Linked DNA regions of Homo sapiens: region 2 is linked to region 1. Evidence: read pairs that join two places in POLR2A ChIA-PET (ENCODE). Cell type or tissue: PC-3. All regions are shown on one strand. Each heading gives the region's core, and the rest is flanking DNA. Links, peaks and the distances in the headings are about the cores only.

Region 1 (9,608 bases), core at 842-8,841:
AGTCACAGCCAAAACTAAAGGCAGAAATAAAACAAAAAATGCTGACTTTACTATCTCAGGCCAATCGTTTCCTCCAATTACATTACGCCATAATCTGCCCAGCAAGCTAGGAAACTACATGGGCTATTTCTCGGCTGATTATCATATGACTCTTTTTTTTTCCCCAAAAAAACTGCACCCCAGTCATCTGGAAATAGTCTTAGCTTTCAAGGAGATATAGCACAGCATCTGTCATTAAATGGGCACCATTAACCTAGAACTTTCTTCACATGTACTCAAGAACTCATAGAGGGACTGCAGAGAGACAGCAGGCTTACCTTTCGAGCTAAAATCTTTCTTTTTTTTCTTTCCTCCTCAGATCCATGGTGGGACTGAGCTCTTGTCAGTCTTCGATGCTGGTGAATCTTTAAAAGACCATAAGATGTAAGCATATCCCACATAAGGCAGCTTCCTAATGAAAATCTTCTCCAACATGTTTTGGCAAACCACATTTTATTGGGATAAAAGAAAATCTTTCCTTGCTCAGGCTGTCTACTTCCTGGCTCGGGTCTGGATGCCAGGTAGAGGAGTATGCCAAAGGAAGAGGTCCTTTCTCATGCCCCTAATGCCTTCCTGCCTTTCCCTCTTTTACAGAAGAAGAATGTGGTGAGACAGCATGGACCATGCATGCCCGCAACTATCACCGGCCGGCATGCTCTGATCAGAAACCCAGACTGCCCTTCCTGGACATGTTTGTTTCCCACATAGACTAGGCAGGACTGAGGGCAGGACTGTCAAGTATTCAGCTCTGCAGGGAAGCATTTAGCCTAAAGGCTGGCTGAGAGTAAGTATGCTTAAAATATTTGCAGAGGGAACAGTCAAAGGTCAATCACTATAAAAACCACGGCAGAGGATGGGGACACTAAAAGGCAAAGAGGAACCGTTATCAATTTACCTGTTTCTGTTCCTCAATTAGTCTCTTCTCTATACATTCTTTGGCAATTCTCAATGCCTCTTTTAACTTTGTAGGGATCTGAAAGGAGAGAAAAGTACATCATCTATTGAAAAAGGTGGCTGGAGATACTTCCAAGTCCTGGAGTAAATGAAGGAGCAGGTGGTTATCAAGAGTCATTTCGGCCGGGCGCGGTGGCTCATGCCTGTAATCCCAGGACTTTGAGAGGCCAAGGCGGGCGGATCACGCGGTCAGGAGATGGAGACCATCCTGGCTAACACGGTGAAATCCCATCTCTACTAAAAATACAAAAAATTAGCCGGGCGTGGTGGTGGGCGCCTGTAGTCCCAGCTACTCAGGAGGCTGAGGCAGGAGAATGGCGTGAACCCGGGAGGCGGAGCTTGCAGAGAGCCGAGATCACGCCACTGCACTCCAGCCTGGGTGACAGAGCGAGACTCCATCTCAAAAAAAAAAAAAAAGAGTCATTTGGAATAAAATCAGTTAAAGCTGTCCATTCAAATCCTACCCCAGCCACTTTTGGTATCCCTAACACACTCACTTCTCTAGCATTTTTTAGCAATGAACACATAAAACTAAAACATAAATAAACATGATATGTTTCAAGTAATGCAAGTAATCCTCAAGGGCTGTAAATTGCCAAAACAATCTGAAAAAGAAAAATAAAGTTGAAGGCCTCACATTTCCTGATTTTGAAACCTATTACATAGCTACAGTAATTAAAACAGTGTGGTACTGACATGCAGGCAGATACACAGACCAATGGAAAAGAAGAAGAGAGAGCCCAGAAATAAATGCTTGTGGATATGGTCAAATAATCTTTGACAAGGGTTCCAAGAACATACAATGGGGGAAAGGACAGTGTATTCAATAACAGTGCTGGGAAAATTGGATATCCACATACAAAAGAGTGAAGTTGGACCCTTACCTTACACCATAAACAAAAATTAACTCAAAATGGATTCAAAACCTAAACATAAGACCTAAAACTATAAAACTCCTAAAAGAAAAGACACAGGGGAAAAGCTTCTTGACACTGGATTTGGCAGTGATTTCTTGGATATGACACCAAAAGCACAGGCAATAAAAGAAAAAAAATTAAACTTCATCAAAATTTAAAACTTTGGTGCAGCCGGGCAAGGTGGCTCACGCCTGTAATCCCAATACTTTGGGAGGCTGAGGTGGGTGGATCACTTGAGGTCAGAAGTTCAAGACCAGCCTGGCCAACATGGCAAAACCCCGTCTCTACTAAAGATACAAAAATTAGCCAGGTGTGGTGGTGCACGCCTGTAATCTACTTGGGAGGCTGAGGCAGGAAGATCACTTGAACCTGGGAGGGCGGAGGTTGCAGTGAGCTGAGATTGTGCTGCTGCACTCCAGCCTAAGCAACAGAACGAGCCCCTGTCTCCAAAAGAAAAAAAGAAAAATAAATAAATAAATAAATAAATAAAACATTGGTGCAACAAAGAAAAACGGAGTAAAAGACAACTCAAGAAATGGGACACAATATTTGCAAATCATAGGTCTGATAAGGGGTTAATATCCAGAATATATAAAGGAACTCCAACAACTCAACAACAAAATATAAGTAACCCAATTAAAAAGAGGCAAAAGACATAGACATTTCTCTAAAGAAAATATACAAATGGCCAAAAAACATATGAAAAGACACTCAATGTCTTTAGTCATTAGAGAAATGTAAATCAAAACCACAATGAGACATCACCTCACAGCCATTAGGATAGCCACTATTAAAATAATAAAATAAATGTTGGTGAGAATGTGGAGAAACTGAAGCCCTTGTACACTGCTGGTGGAAATGTAGAGTAGTACAGCTGCTATGGAAAACAGTATGGAGGTGACTCAAAAAACTACAAAATGGAACTACCATATGAGGAATTCCACTTCTGGGTATACATCCAAAAGAATCAAAAGCAGGATCTCAAAAAGATATTTGCACACCCATGTTCACTGCAGCATTATTCATGACAGACAAGAGGTAAAAGCAGCCTAAATGTTCATCAACAGATGAATGGATAAAAAAAGTGTGGCATATACATACAATGGAATATTACTCAACCTTAAAAATAGAAGGAAATCTTGTTACATGTTACAATATAGATGAACCTTGAGGACATTATGCTAAGTGAAATAAATGATCCACAAAAGGACAAATACTTATATAAGGTTTCTAGAGTAGTCAAGATCACAGAAACAAAGTAGAATAGTGATTGCCCGGAGCTGTGGGGAGGGAGAAATGGGGAGTCATTATTCTATGGGTATAGAGTTTCAGGTTGTAAGCTCTAGAGACCTGTTATACAATAATGTGAAGATAGTTAACACCACTGAACTGTACACTTAAAAATGGTTCAGAGAGTAAATTTTATATTGTATTTTTTATCACAATTAAAAATTTAAAAATTAGGTCAGGCACAGTGGCTCACACCTGTAATCCCAGCACTTTGGGAGGCCACTTGGGGCCAAGAGTTCAAGACTAGCCTGGGCAACAGTAAGACTCTGTCTCTACAAAAAAATTAAAAAATTAGCAGGGTGTGGTGGTACGCGCCTGTTGTCCCAGCTACTCAACAGGCTGAGGCAGGAGGATTACCTGAGCTCAGGAGTTTGAGGCTGCACTGAGCCCCGTCATTGCACCACTGCACTCCAGCCTGGCAACAAAAAATCGCCTACTTCAAAAAAAAAAAAATTAAAATTAAAAATTAAAAAAATTGGCCGGGTGCAGTGGCTCACACCTGTAATCCCAGCACTTTGGGAGGCCGAGGTGAGTGGTTCACCTGAGGTCGAGACCAGCCTGACCAACATAATGAAACCCCATCTCTACTAAAAATACAAAAATTAGCCAGGCGTGGTGGCGCATGCTTGTAATCCCAGCTGCTCAGGAGGCTGAAGCAGAATTGCTTGAACCCAGGAGGCGGAGGTTGCAGTGAGCCGAGATCATGCCATTGTACTCCAGCCTGGGTGACAAGAGCGAGACTCCGTCTCAAAAGAAAAAAAAATATTTAAAAAATTATATAAAGCTTATTGGAACATACATAAATTCAACCAGTTATTATAACTTCAGAGATATCTTCTTTGTGAGAGATTTATGTTCTGAATTTTGTAAGATTAAACTTTCCCAGCTTTCCCTGTTGGGAGACATTCCAAACAACAGCCCAGTTTGTTTCTGAGCCTATCATTTCTTTTTTTTTTTTGAGACAGAATCTCACTCTGTTCCCCAGGCTGGAGTGTACCGGCATGATCTCAGCTCACTGCAACCTCTGCCTCCATCATTTCTCCTTTTTTTTTTTTTTGAGACAGAGTCTCACTCTGTCGCCCAGGCTGGAGTGCAGTGGTGTGCTCTCAGTTCACTGCAACCTCTGCCTCCCAGGTCTAAGCAATTCTCCTGCTTCAGCCTCCCGAGTAGCTGGGATTACAGGCACCTGCCACTAAGCCTGGCTAATTTCTGTATTTTTAGTAGAGATGGGGTTTTGCCATGTTGGCCAGGCTGGTCTGGAACTCCTGACCTCAAATGATCCACCTGTCTCAGCCTCCCAAAGTGTTGGGATTACAAGCGTGAGCCACCACGCCCGGGCCATTTCTTAATTTATTAGCTTTTTAAATCATGAGGAGTCTGGTCCTGGAAGATAAGACCCCCAGATCATGTTGAACTTTTTGTCTTTATTATTCTGTAAAAATTTCAAATTAAAAAAAAAGCTGTAAGTAGGTAATACAGTCACATGGTTTAAAATCCCAAAGGTATAAAAGGGCACATACACAGTGAAGTCTCCCACCTACTTCCATGGAGGAAACCAACATTACCAGTCTCCTGTATATCTTTCCAGAAAGTCAGTGTACATACAAGAACTAATGTTGGATTTTAAAATCATACTATCTTTGCTGCATAGGCTCTCTGGCTTAGGGGAAGAGCGAGGTCTAGTACTAACTCCTGAATCCTAAAGGCCAGACTGTCAGGGTTGGAGGAGAATATATTTATTGACAAGGCTGAAGAAATTTGCTAAGATGCTTCAGTGAAGAAGACATTAAATTTAAATGTTTTTTTCTCTCCTACTTCAGATCCAAAGAAGCTATTATTGTCAGAATTCCTCTAACTGGCAAAACAGAACAGAGGAAAGCACCTCTCTCACTGACACAGTCTTCTAAACCCTCCCTTGGTTTTCTTTCTTTTTTTTGTTTTCTAAATTTATTTTCATCCTAATAGTATTACATGTTCTTTTGGAATATAGAAAGGAGAGGGAGAATTACCTTTTATCCTCCTACCCAAATCGCACTCATAGTGAGCACTGCCAAGAGCCATGGCCTGAACAAGGAGTTTCCGTAGATGACCTCAGTTGTCTAATGACAACAGACATGCATTACTCACCAATTTTACACATGAGTACATGCAGACTCAAAGATTAAGTGCTTGCCCATAGGTCAGTAGCTCTCAACTGGGAGCAATTTTGTACACTACCCCCCAGGAGACATTTAGCAATGTCTGGAGACACTTTTGGTTGTCACAGTGCAGGAGAGGGGGCAAGGAGTATCGTTGGCATCTAGTGGTGAGGTTAGGGATGCTGCTTCACATCCTACCGTGCACAGGCAGCCCTCACAACAAAGAATCATCTCACCCAAAACGTCAAATACCGTGGTTGAAAAACCCTGCTGTAGATAACAGCTAATATTGTAGGAACAAAGTAAGATATCATTCTGGTTTTTTGGGTTCCGAAGCCCATTCTCTTTCCATGACACATAACACCACTGCTTCCCAGGAGAAGACCTCCTTCCAGGCTTGTTTCTAGACAGATATGTTGTTTTACACATTACCTTATTTTTTTATACCTAAGCACAAATCTAAATCATTTTCCATATTACTACAATGTCTTTATCAATTTCACTTTTAATTATATTATCAAATAGATGTACCATAAATTATTAAACTAGCCCCTAATTGTAGGACATTTAGGTTATTTCCCAATTTTCCCTATTATATATCTTTTCTTTTTTTGGCTAAAAATACAGCTAACTTTCAAAGTCAACTTAGTTATGTCACAAACCAAAAAACGATATAATTGTCTTTACCTTAAACTGTGGTTTTTCAGAAGTGGTTAGTAAAACATCGCTGAATAATCTGTAAAGAAAAGAAACAAACAAAAATCTTTCTTGAACCACGTGCACTCTCAGACTAGGATGAAAGCAGATTAAGACACCTTTAGCCCATGAGGTCTCCCTTCCCTGCACCACATCCTCCAGCCCCTGGCCCAATCCACCATTCCATGTTCATTAACAAATGCAAAGGGATTTGCAGGTGGCCCAGTGTGACCCCCTTCCCACTGTGTTACTAGGGTATCTGGGCCAGCTGTGTACTAGAGGGGGTTTCCCTGCTATGGGCAATATTGCATTTTTAAGAAATTACTTTTGCGAATGCTAATTTGCAAAAATATCGCAAATAATATATGCGGTAGATATTTCTAAATAGAATAGTTTTCTGCTATTTTTCTTGCCTCAGAAGAGGATAAAATTTATTCTAGAGTTCAGTAACATAAAAATGTTCAAGTAAGTAGAAAGGAATTGTCCTGATTGGAATCTAACAGGAAAGTAATTTTCTTCTAAGTATTTCTCATACTTCATTTTTAAAAGTAGTAGCTTTTGGAGTAAATCAATTCTCTCTTCAAAAATATGTTACTGGCTGGGTGCGGTGGCTCATGTCTTGTAATCCCAGCACTTTGTGAGGCTGAGGCAGGCGGATCACTTGAGGTCAGGGTTTCGAGACCAGAGTGGGCAGCATGGTGAAACCCCATCTCTACTAAAAATACAAAAATTAGCCGGGTGTGGTGGTGCGTGCCTATTGTCCCAGCTACTTGGGAGGCTAAGGCAGGAGATTCCCTGGAACCCAGGAGGCAGAGGCTGCAGTGAACCGACATTGCACCACTGCACTCCTGCCTGGGCAACAGAGCAAGACTCCATCTTAAAAAAAAAAAAAAGGGTATGTTATTGCAAAAAAGTAAACAACAGACACCGGGTCTATTTAGGGGGAGAGGTGGGGAGAGCAGCAGAAATACTAAATATTGCGTACTGGGCTTAATAGCTGGGTGATGAAATATGTACAACAAACCCCCATGACATGTTTACCTATGTAGCAAACTTTCGCATGTACCCCCACACCTAAAAGTTAAAAATAAAAATAATAAAAAATGATTTTAAAATTACCCATGTGACCAAAAAAAAAAAAAAAAAGTATATTATTAAAAACAATAGCATGGGCCGGGTGCAGTGGCTCACACCTGTAATCTCAGCACTTTGGGAGGCTGAGGCAGGTGGATCACCTGAGGTCAGGAGTTCAAGACCAGCCTGGCCAACATGGTGAAAACCCTGTTTCTACTAAAAATACAAAAACTAGCCGGGCATGGTGGCACGCACCTGTAGTTCCAGCTACTCGGGAGGCTGAGGCAAGAGGATCACTTGAACCCGGGAGGCGGAGCTTGCAGTGAGCCAAGATCACACCACTGCACTCCAGCCTGGGTGACAGAGCAAGACTCTATCTAAAAAAAAAAAAAGAAAAGAAAAGAAAAAAACAATAGCATGAACTGGGTGACCTGGGCACAGTGGCATTCGCCTGCAGTCCCAGCTACTCCACAGCTAGAGGTGGGAGGACCCTTTGAGCTCAGGAGTTTAAGATCAGCCTGCATAACATAGCAAGACTCTCAAAAAGAAGAAGGGGGGAGAGAGAGGGGGAGGGGGAGTGCGAGGGGGAGGGAAAGAAAAGAGGAGAAGAGAGGAGGAGGAGAGGGAAAGAGGGAAAGCAATAGCATGAACAACTCTGAACTGCTGGGTAAAACAGGTCAAAGAATAGAAATGGTTGCTTGGGTAGCACCCAAACAGCTATAAGTGAGTCTTTCTTTGAATATGCCTCCTGCCCCTCCCCTATTTTTTAAAGAGATGGAGTCTTGTTATGTTGTCCAGGCTGCCCTGGAAGTCCTGGGCTCAATCAATCCTCCCATCTTGGCCTCCTGAGTAGCTGGAACTACAGGCATGTGCCAGTATGCCTGGCTGAATATCCTGCGCCCCCAGTTTGTTTTATTTTTTATTTTATTTTATTTTTTTGAGATGGAGTCTCACTCTGTCGCCCAGGCTGGAGTGCAGTGGCGCGCTCCAGTGCAAACTCCGCCTCCTGGGTAGCTGGGACTACAGACGCCCGCCACCACGCTCGGCTAATTTTTTTGCATTTTTAGTAGAGACAGGGTTTCACCGTGTTAGCTAGGATGGTCTGGATCTCCTGACCTTGTGATCCACCTGCCTTGGCCTCCTAAAGTGCTGGGATTACAGGCATGAGCCACCACGCCTGCCCCTCACTTTGTTTTATTTTTGAGACAGGGTCTTACTCTGTCATCTAGGCTGGAGTGCAGTGGTGAGTTCACAGCTCACTGCAACCTCAAATTCCTAGGCTCAAGCGATTCTACCACCTCAGCCTTCCAAGTAGCTGGGATTATTACTTGGTGCACACCACCACGCCTAGCTAATTTTGTTGTTGTTGTATTTTTTGTAGAGATGGGGTTTCGCCATGTTGGCCAGGCTGGTCTTGAACTCCTGAGCTCAAGTGATCCACCTGCCTCAGCCTCCCAAACTGCTGGGATTATAGGTGTGAGCCACCGCGCCCAGCTATATTACTCTTTTTTAAAGATGGGAACTTCATCACAAGTAGAAATGACAGGATTAGCTTTCCCCACAGGGCTCTTCAGGGCCCCGCCTGTCCCTCAGCCACACATCTCTTTACTTCCAGAGGACACATTTTAATTGAACATGGTTTACGCCTGTCCAGGAGCTCTTCTCATAGCTGAAGCCCACATCGTAGAAAGACTTAGGTGAAGAAAAAAATATTTGGATTCACTTAAGGACTGGAAGACTGAGAGAAAGATGTAAGAGCTTTGGAATGGGGAGTGTAAATGCAAACTCAAGTAAATCAACCTGTATATAGGCTATTTCCTAAGTACAAGTGCATTTTGCTAGAAAAGTTTGTGTGAAAGTTGTTTTCCAAACTGGGTCTGTTTTTCCATATTCACATTGTTTGTTTTGTTTTGAGACGGAGTCTTGCTCTGTCACCCAGGCTGGAGTGCAGTGCTGAGATCTTGGCTCACTGCAACCTCTGCCTCCCCAGTTCAAGTGATTCTTCTGCCTCAGCCTCCTGAGTAGCTGGGATTACAGGAGTGTGCCACCATGCCCAGCTAATTTTTTATATTTTCTTAGTAGAGACAGGGTTTCACCACACGTTGGCCAGGATGGTCTTGAACTCCTGACCTCAAGTGATCCACCCGCCTCAGCCTCCCAAAGTGCTGGGATTATAGGCATGAGCCACTGCCCGGCCCACATTATTACATTATTATTAATGGTTGCTGGTTTGGCGACAGACGCTTCAGTGTCTGTGGAACAGTAGAATGTCACATCCACGGGGCAGGGGCTTGGTTTCCTCTTTTCATTACAGTGCCTAGGACAGCAGCTGGCCTCCAGAAGGCCCTCTCTAAACACTTGTGGAAAGAAAGAACCAGGAACCGGAAGTTATCTCTACCTTCTCTGAACTCTGGCTACATGCCCTTCAAGCTGTCCCCTGCCTCGTTTCCCCATATTATTGTTTTCAGAGTATATCTGTTATATAATACGCTGGTGCAGA
Region 2 (9,608 bases), core at 637-8,636, 55 kb before region 1:
ATAGTCTGCTTCAAGTTACTGTACATGTTCAACATTAATAAAATAACATTTCTGGCTGGGCACAGTGGCTCATGCCTGTAATCCCAGCATTTTGAGAGGCCAAGGCAGGTGGATCGCTTGAGCCCAGGAGACCAGCCTGGGCAACATGGCAAGACCCCTGTATCTACAAAAAAAAAAAAAAAAAAAGAAAAGAAAAAATTAGCCAGGAGTTGTGGCACGTGCCTGTGGTCCCAGCTACTTGGGAGGCTGAGGTGGGAGGATCACTTGAGCCCAGGAGGTGGAGGTTGCAGTGAGCCAAAATTGTGCCAATGCATTCCAGCCTGGGGGGGAGAGAGTGAGACCCTATCTTAAAATAAATTTAAAAAATCAAATAACATTTCTGTGTGGTTAATTTAAACTAGTCATTTATCTATTGGCATTGATTCAATTACTTTTAAAAAGGAATATACACACTATTATAATATAGTTCTTTTTCACACACACCCAGAGATAATGTGATGAAATCTTGCCTCCCTAAATATAAGAACAAAACATAAGACTGGTATAATCGTTCAGAGAGACATTAACACCAATGCTATAAGTCAGTTCTAATGTATTTAATAAAACGGCTTTCCTTTAGTCAAAAAAAATTTTTTAATCTAGTGAAGTAATCAGCATCGAAATGTTTGGGACACTGAGAAGTGTCTCTTTTGTGCCTGGAAATAGGTGTTTTATTCATCCTCTGGAAGTTTACAGTACAGTGTGTGGGCGAAGCTTTCTGGACAACCTGTCCCTCTGTCAGCTTTTTGCCTCTGCAAAGCCAAAATGTGGGTTCTGTGTCTGAGTATTGCAACCCACAAGAAACGTGGCTAAGGCCAGAAAACATAAGTGTGAATACTTTTGGAAGGCTGCGCATCTCATGAGTCACATGGGAGCAGCCCCGACCGTGGTTTGTGCACCTTCTGCCCTAGCAGCTGCCAGTCAAGCGAAGAGGCGACCTCTAGGGGTGAGCCTGGGCAACAAAATAGTCACCTTCCCCTGGGAAAGCGAATGTGGGGATCCACCTTTAGGAATTCCCTTTTCTAAAAAGCTACGCCTCTAAAGCTTTCAAAAATGAAATTCTATCAATAAGGTACCAGAAGTAACCAAATGGACCCATGTGTGTGCCTGCGTGTGTACGCATGCGTGCATGCCCATATAAACTGAGTATCAGTAGGAGCAGGAAACTAGTATCCGTGCTGGCCTCCTGGGAGGGGAACCGCATAAAGGAGATGGGGACAGCAGGGAAACTCACTTTCCCCTCCCCTCAACTTTTATTATGAAAAACTTTCAAACAGAAAAGTTGAGAGAATAGTGCAATAAATTCCCGCATACTCAGCGCCTAGATTTCATGTGGTTAGCATGTTTGTATTTGCTTTATCTCTATACTCGTTTGTCCGACTTCTCTTAGACTCACCTTTCACAGTAAAGTCTTTGGACCCTTTCAACTGTATACTGTGTGTATGTCATCTATCCAAATAAGTTTATTAATAATTAATAGTAACCACCTCTGAGAGGCGTTGTGAGGGAGGGTTAAATTAAATGAGGAGAAGGGCATAAAATACCTGGCGCAGCGCCAAGCACATTGCTCAAGAAATGCTGTGGTGGCTCTCAGATTTCCCTTCATTCATTCTTAGGTCCCACAGTAAACTCAGCACCTTTGATTTCATCTGAGTCTTTTCCCAAGCCAGCCCTCTTTCCCCAAGCCAGCCCTCTTTCCCCTTTTCCACCCCTCTCTCAACTTCTCTATGGCTCCCGGCAGGCGCAGAGTAAAAGGGATCATCACACCCTGCAGGAAAGCGGCAGGGCCTCCAGACAACACTTACAGGCAGACCACTGGGCTGGAGGAGGCCTAGGCGGCCATGACTCTTAACCCTTCCCTGGCTGCTCCTAGAAAATGGCTTCATGCCTACAAATAGCCACCCTTTCTCATGGCCTCTCTTGTAATAGGTTTGGCAATTTTCTGATGTCAGAAATACATAAGTACAAAATATTAAAATAATATAAAATAAGGCCGGGCACAGTGACTCACGCCTGTAATCCTAGAACTTTGGGAGGCCGAGGCAGGTGGATCACGAGGTCAGGAGTTCAAGACCAGCCTGGCCAAGATGGTGAAACCCCGTCTCTACTAAAAATACAAAAATTAGCCGGGCACGGTGGCAGATGCCTATAACCCCAGCTACTCGGGAGGCTGAGGCAGGAGAATAACTTGAACCCGGGCGGCACAGGTTTGACAGAGTGAGACTCTGTCTCAAAATAAATAAATAAATAAATAATATATATAAAATATAAAATGTAAGTATGTGGTAAAAACCAAGAAGAGATGCTAACTGTATCTCTAAATATATCATATAATATGTATGTGCAGTATAATATACATATATTAATATACTACACTACACATAATATGTGTTAACATATCTATGTTTCATCACATAATATAACATAAATATACAATATAATTCAATATGTGGTAAAAATTAAAAAAAAAAAAAGTAGAGATTCGGCCAGACGTGGTGGCTCACACCTGTAATCCCAGCCCTTTGGGAGGCTGAGACAGGTGGATCACCTGAGGTCGGGAGTTCAAGACCAGCCTGACCAACATGGTGAAACCCCGTCTCTACTAAAAATACAAAATTAGCCAGGTGTGGTAGCGGGTGCCTGTAATCCCAGCTACTCGGGAGGCTGAGGCAGTAGAATCGCTTGAACCCAGGAGGCAGAGGTTGCGGTGAGCCAAGGTCGCGCCATTGCACTCCAGCCTGGCCAATAAGAGTGAAATTCTGTCTCAAAAAAAAAAAAAAAAAAAAGGTAGAGATGCTATGCTATGTCTCTCTTTCTTGTTCTCTATACACATGTATATTCAACATACAGAACATGTATATAACACGTTACATATGTGTATATTATATTACATATGCTATCTATCACACATATGTATATGTATCATAGGAAAAAGCAACTCTTTTTACTCTATATACTCACACCCTCAGTACTTTACTTCTGACATCAGATGTGTGGGTTTTTTCCAACACATCAATTCTCTGGCAGACACCAATTGGGTGTCCTACAATTAATTCAATTTTGACACCAGTTAGAGTTAGTGCAAACCCCACAGGTTAAGGGCTCAGTCCCACAAGGCTGCCCCCACTTCAGATGCTGGTTGCAAGTCCCAGGTTGTCACTTGTACTTCTGACCAACCAACTACAAATCGGGATTCCCTTCCTCAGGTTTGACACTTTGCTAGGGTGGCTTATAGAACTCCGAAAACACTTATGTTTACCTGTTTATTATAAAGGATATCACAAAGGATGGAGATGAACAGCCAGATGAAGAGGTACATAGGGCAAAGTGTTGGGTGACCATACCCCAGCACTTCCACCCATTCAGCAACCTGAAAGCTCTCCAAAGCCCACAGTTTTATAAAGGCATCATCATATGGGCATGATCAATTATTAACTCAATCTCCAGCCCACTCACCTTCCCAGAGGATAGGGAGTGGAGCTAAAAGCTCCAAACTTCTCATCATGGCTTGGTCTTTCTGGAGACCGGCCCCCATCCAGGAACCCACCAAGAGTCACCTCATTAGGACAAAAGATGCTCCTATCACCCAGGAAATTCCAAGGGATTAGGAGCTCTGTGGAACGAACTGGGGTCAAAGACCAAATATTAGAACAAAAGATACACCTAGCACCTCTATCGCTCAGGAAATTACAAGGGTTTTCAGAGCTCTGTGCCAGGAACTGGGTCGAAGACCAAAATATATTTCTTTTTTTTTTTTTTTTTTTTGAGACGGAGTCCTGCTCTGTTGCCCAGGCTGGAGTGCAGTGGCGGGATCTCGGCTCACTGCAAGCTCCACCTCCCGGGTTCACACCATTCTCCTGCCTCAGCCTCCCGAGTAGCTGGGACTACAGGCGCCCGCCACCACGCCCAGCTAATTTTTTGTATTTTTAGTAGAGACCGGGTTTTACTGTGGTCTCAATCTCCTGACCTCGTGATCCGCCCGCTTCGGCCTCCCAAAGTACTGGAATTACAGGCATGAGCCACCGCGCCCAGCCCAAAATATATTTCTTAGTATAAATAACAACATTGTAGTATATTATATGTATATACACATACTAACATACACAGTATGGTACATATGAGATATAGATATGTTTACAGATCTAGTTAACATTTCTAACGACTTGGTTTTTAACCATGTACTGAATTATGTTTGGCCAGACTCACCCTCCACCCATCCAGGGCCCTAAGTCCCATCTCTTATTTTTCAAGGTAAACCAGTTGAGTCACCACCTGCTCTGTTAGCCACATCCAATGTGACTCTGGGGTCTCAGATCTTTCTGGCAACTGCGCATAAGCCCAGACCTTACTCCAGTCCTTGGGGAGAGAAAACTAGGGAACTCCTCTGCCCCTCAAAGGCCCTGTTTTTCCATTGCCTTGGTTCTGTTGCTACCACACTGGGCACCAGGGAGAGCAAATCCCTATAAGCCATGTGTGCCTTCTCCACCACCAGACGGCTGCTCCATGGGGCCTGTCCCTGCCCACGTGTGACCGTTCCTAGAGGAGAAGAGTTCCCTCATGCAGGGTCACAGCAGCCCCAGATGCATCATCCTTCGGTAACAATTCACAGCCACTTGCTGTGGAAGGGCCCACAAAGAAAACCAAGGAAACCCTAACAAAAATAAGAGCATTTGCTGAGCATTCACTGTGTGCCAGGCACTGTGCAAAATACTTTTTTTTTTTTTAAGAGATGGGGTCTCACTATGTTGCCCAGGCTGGTCTCAAACTCCTGGACTCAAATAATCCTCCCACCTCTACCTCCCAAGTAGCTGGGATTACAGGAATGAGCCACTGCACCTGGCTTAAAATACTAAAAATATGTTATCAAATTTAACCTGATCACCTCAACCCCTCTACAAAGCAGGCATTTTTCCCTGACTTGAGTTCTGCTTTTTTTGGTGAGTTCTTCTTGGGAGACCTTAATTCATGTTTTAAAATTAATTAATCAATTAACATTTATACAGCACTTACTATGTGGCAGACACCGAGTGAGCAGCTTTACAAACATTAACTCACTGAGCCCTCATCACAGCCCTATGAGATGAGCACTACTATTATTCCCATAATAGTCACAAGCAATAAGCTCAAAGTCACACAGCTAATGAGTGGTAGAAGTGGGATGCCTGTTCTGCCAGTGGAAATGTAATGGAGGTGACTCAAAGTGGGAACATGTGCACATGAAGTATATTGGCAAGGGCGTGGAGAAATAGGCACTTTCAGGTATTGCTTATGGGAGGGCAAATTTGCAAGGCAATGTGACAATATTGAACACAATTTAAAATGCATATGCAGTAGTTACTTTGACCTTGATATTCTTCCTCTAGAAATTATTCACAGATATTTATATGCATATGAAAACATATGGACAAGTCATCTTATTGCACCACGTTTGTATTAGTAAAGGCTAGAAGCAACCAGAATGATGATTAATAGGACATCAGGGCAGGGCATGGTGGCTCACGCCTGTAATCTCAGCACTTTCGGAGGCTGAGGTGGGTGGATCACATGAGGTGAGGAGTTCAAGACCAGCCTGGCCAACATGGCAAAGCCCCATCTCTACTAAAAAATACAAAACTTAGGCCGGGTGTGGTAGCCCACGCCTGTAATCCCAGCACTTTGGGAGGCCGAGGAGGGTGGATCACCGGGTCAGGAGATTGAGACCATCCTGGCTAACATGGTGAAACCCCGTCTCTACTAAAAATACAAAAACAAACAAACAAAATTAGCTGGGTGTGGTGGTGGGTGCCTGTAATCTCAGCTTCTGGGGAGGCTGAGGCAGGGAGAATTGCTTGCACCCGGGAGGGGGAAGTTGCAGTGAGCCGAGATCACGCCACTGCACTCCAGCCAGGGGGACAGAGCGAGACTCTGTCTCGAAAAAAAAAATAGGACATAAGTTAAATGAGTTATAATACAGCCACACTCTGGAATACTATAAAGCTGTGAAGATGAATGAGTGAAACATACTGGTACTGAAGTAAAGTCCTCCAAGATGTATTTGTAATGAAAATACAAAGCACAGAGCATAAGTGTGTTTTCAAGGCTAATATTCAAGCCAAAGTCTAGGGTCTGACTCCAGAGAAGGTAAACACATCCTCTATCTATTACCATATGAATGTGGTGATAGCAGCCCAATTGAATTTGTTTCCATTTAAATATATAAATTTGGCTGTGTGGGGAGGGGGCAAAATTCAGGCCACAGTGGAGCTTTAGTCTCCCTGTCCTGGTGCACACTTTCCCCACGGAACTGAATCTGGAACAATAGAGAACACAGAAAAAGGCAACGGGGATTACCCACTCCCCCGCGCACGCACTCTTGGACCACAGCTCCTCTGGTTAGTGACAAATATCCCTCCATAATGTTAAGTGCCTGCCCACTCGCTGCTGCCACCAACTCCAAGGTATTGCCTCCTGGCAGGGGCAGAGGAAAATAGAAAAAGAAAGCAAAAACCAAAATGGGATTCTCTCTGCCGCTCCCTAGCAGACGCGGGGGCGCGCGCGCGCGCGCACACACACACACACACACACACACACACACACACACACACACACACACTCCCCAGATGAAAAAGAGAAGGCTTCTCTTGGAACGCTTCCCGTCTGGACCTACTACAGGCTTCTGAGTTTCCGGCAGCTGTCTTTGAGTCCAGGCTGGGCAATACTGCAGGGGAAAAAAATATGTAAACTTTCCACCATTTTGATGGAACTTTTTTTTTTTGGAGACGGAATTTCGCTATGGAGTGCAGTGACGCAGTCTCAGAGGCAGCCTCTGCCTCCTCAGTTTAAGCAATTCTCCTGGCTCAGCCTCCCGAGTAGCTGGGATTACTGTGGGTGTGCCACCACGCCCAGCTAACCCAGCTAATTTTTGTATTTTTAGTAGAGACGGGGGTTTCACCATGTTGGCCAGGCTGTTCTTGAACTCCTCACCTCAAGTGATCCACCTGCCTCAGCCTCCCAAAGTGCTGGGATTACAGGCGTGAGCCACCGTGCCCAGGCGGAGCTTTGAATTCTCATCTCTTTCCCCAATCCACTGGCTACAATTTGCTTTTCAGAGTCCTTAGCTGCTCCATGCCTTCTGAAAGGATCTGTAGTTGCAGCCAATGTGATCAGAAAGTATTGGGAAGATCACAGAATTGGGGGAGATCAAGAGAGACATCCCAAATAGTTGTGTATGAACTCATGGGGTTCACCCCGTGCTTGCAAGTATGGATCTCACCCCAAACAGAATACCACAGGCTTTGTGAACTCTGTTGCAGGCAGCTCTCCGCCCAGGTCACTGAATGACCTCAATTTAGTAGAAGCCAATTATAGTTTGGCCAGACTTGGGGGCACACAGGTGGGACTGATCTGAATAGCCCTGCAAATACTTTCAAAGCTTTACTTGGAATCACAGCTCACACAAAGCCAGTTGAAATTTCTGACCTGAATTTCACCTTCTAGGTTACCTGCTAAAATAAAAAATATCTGCCAGGCACGGTGGCTCACACCTGTAATCCCAGAACTTTGAGAGGCCGAGATGGGCAGATCATTAGGTCAGGAGATCGAGACCATCCTGGCTAATATGGTGAAAACCCGTCTCTACTAAAAATACAAAAAATTAGCTGGGCATGGTGGCACATGCCTGTAGTCCCAGCTACTCGGGAGGCTGGGGCAGGAGAATGGTGTGAACCCAGAAAGTGGAGCTTGCAGTGAGCCGAGATTGCGCCACTGCACTCCAGCCTGGGCGACAGAGCAAGACTCCATCTCAAAAAAAAAAAAAAAAAAAATCAACATTATTTAGCCAGACTGACAATGAAATAGAAAGGACAGAAACTACTAAATTCAGGAATGAAAGAAGAAATATCACTACAGATTCCTTCCTCGACACTTTAAAAGGCTCATAAGTGAATATTATGACAAACCAAGGCATAAAAACTTGGTAACTTAGAAGAAGTGGACCAATTCCTTGACAGATACAAATGACCTCAATTTTCCCAAGAACAAATAGATACCCTGAATAGTTCTCTATCTGGTAAAGAACTTGAATTTGTAGCTAAAAGCCCCTGAAAAAGACATCTCCAGGTAGTTTCACTCACAAATTCTAACAAACATTTAAAGAAGAAATAACACCAATTCTACACAATCTCATCCAGAAAACAAAAGAGGAGAGAACACTTCCCAGTTCATTTTGTGAGGCCAACATTACTTTGATATCAAAATCAGACAAGACAATAAAATTACAAACCAAAGATCTTTTGGCCGGGCGTGGTGGCTCACACCTGTAATCCCAGCACTTTGGGAGGCCGAGGCGGGCGAATCATCTAAGGTTGGGAGTTCAAGACCAGCCTGACCAACATGGTGAAACCCTGTCTCTACTAAAAATATAAAAATTAGCTGGGTGTGGTGGCACATGCCTGTAATCCCAGCTACTCGGGAGGCTGAGGCAGGAGAATCGCTAGAACCCAGGAGGAGGAGGTTGCGGTGAGCCCAGATCTTGCCATTGCACTCCAGCCTGGGCAACAAGAGTGAAACTCTATCTCAAAAAAAAAAAAAAAAAACCAAACCGAAGATCTTTCATGAACATAGACATGAATCTCAACAAAATATTAGCAAATTAAATCCACCAATATACATGCATGTGTGCATATCTTACCATGAGCAAGCAAGGTTTATACCAAGAATTCAAGGATGGTTCAATATTTGAAAATCAATTAATGTAATCCACCATGTTAAAGAGGCCAGGCACGGTGGCTCATGCCTGTAATCCCAGCACTTTGAGAGGCTGAGGTGGGCGGATCACAAAGTCAGGAGTTTGAGACCAGCCTGGCCAATATGGTCAAACCCCACCTCTACTAATAATACAAAAATTAGCTGGGCATAGTGGCAGGTGCCTGTAGTCCCAGCTGCTTGGGAGGCTGAGGCAGGAGAATTGCTTGAACCTGGGAGGCAGAGGTTGCAGTGAGCCGAGATTGCACCCCTGCACTCCAGCCTGGGCCACAAAGCAAGACTCTGTCTCAAAAAAAAAAAAAAAAACTAAAGAAGAAAAAAATCTAAAGAAAAAAATCAATCAAATAAACTGATGTAGACAAAGCATCTCACAAAATTCAGTGGTCATTCTGGTAAAAGGACTCAGCAAACTAGGAACAGAAGAGAGCTTCCTTAGCCTGAATAAGGGCATCTGCAAAAAAAACAAAAACAAGCATCATACTTAATGTTGAAAGATTGAACACTTTCCCTCTGAGATCAGGAACAAGACAAGGTTATTCATTCTCACCACTCCTATTTAATATTGTACTAGAAGACCAGCAATAAGACAAGAAAAACAAACAAAAGACATGCATTTTAGAAGGACAGAAATTGTGTTTTTCACAGACAACTTTATTGTCTATGCTGACAATTCCATGGAATGTATAGAAAAGCTCCTAAAAATAATAAATGAGTTCATCAAGACTGTAGGACATAATATCAACACGTGAAAATCAATTGTGTTTCAAAATAGTAGCAGTAACTGACTGGATTCTGATCTGAATTCAATTGAAATTTTTTTAAAACAG

Evidence for each region. ChIA-PET counts read pairs that join two places held together with the same protein. Peaks named below come from ENCODE experiments on the same cell type or tissue, not always from the same donor. Only the 100,000 strongest peaks of a DNase experiment are listed, where the experiment ranks them.
Region 2: POLR2A ChIA-PET joins it to region 1 with 11 read pairs; 5 of 35 experiments call an interaction of 5 or more read pairs at or near these places.

The regions. Positions count from the first base shown.
Region 1 is chr3:58,400,328-58,409,935 of GRCh38, reverse strand. It overlaps PXK (PX domain containing serine/threonine kinase like), which reads right to left. Exons shown (of 18, transcript NM_017771.5): 13 at 6,026-6,074; 14 at 935-1,012; 15 at 318-404. Among named protein-coding and RNA genes, the nearest start is that of PDHB, 29 kb to the left of the region's middle. In PC-3, for the core only: no CTCF peak of the experiment used is centred there; a DNase peak (open chromatin) is centred at 5,315; H3K27ac peaks cover 1,889 bases.
Region 2 is chr3:58,455,228-58,464,835 of GRCh38, reverse strand. All of the region lies in intron 1 of LOC107986092 (a long non-coding RNA gene), which reads right to left. Among named protein-coding and RNA genes, the nearest start is that of PDHB, 26 kb to the right of the region's middle. In PC-3, for the core only: a CTCF peak has its summit at 1,003; a DNase peak (open chromatin) is centred at 925; H3K4me3 peaks cover 552 bases.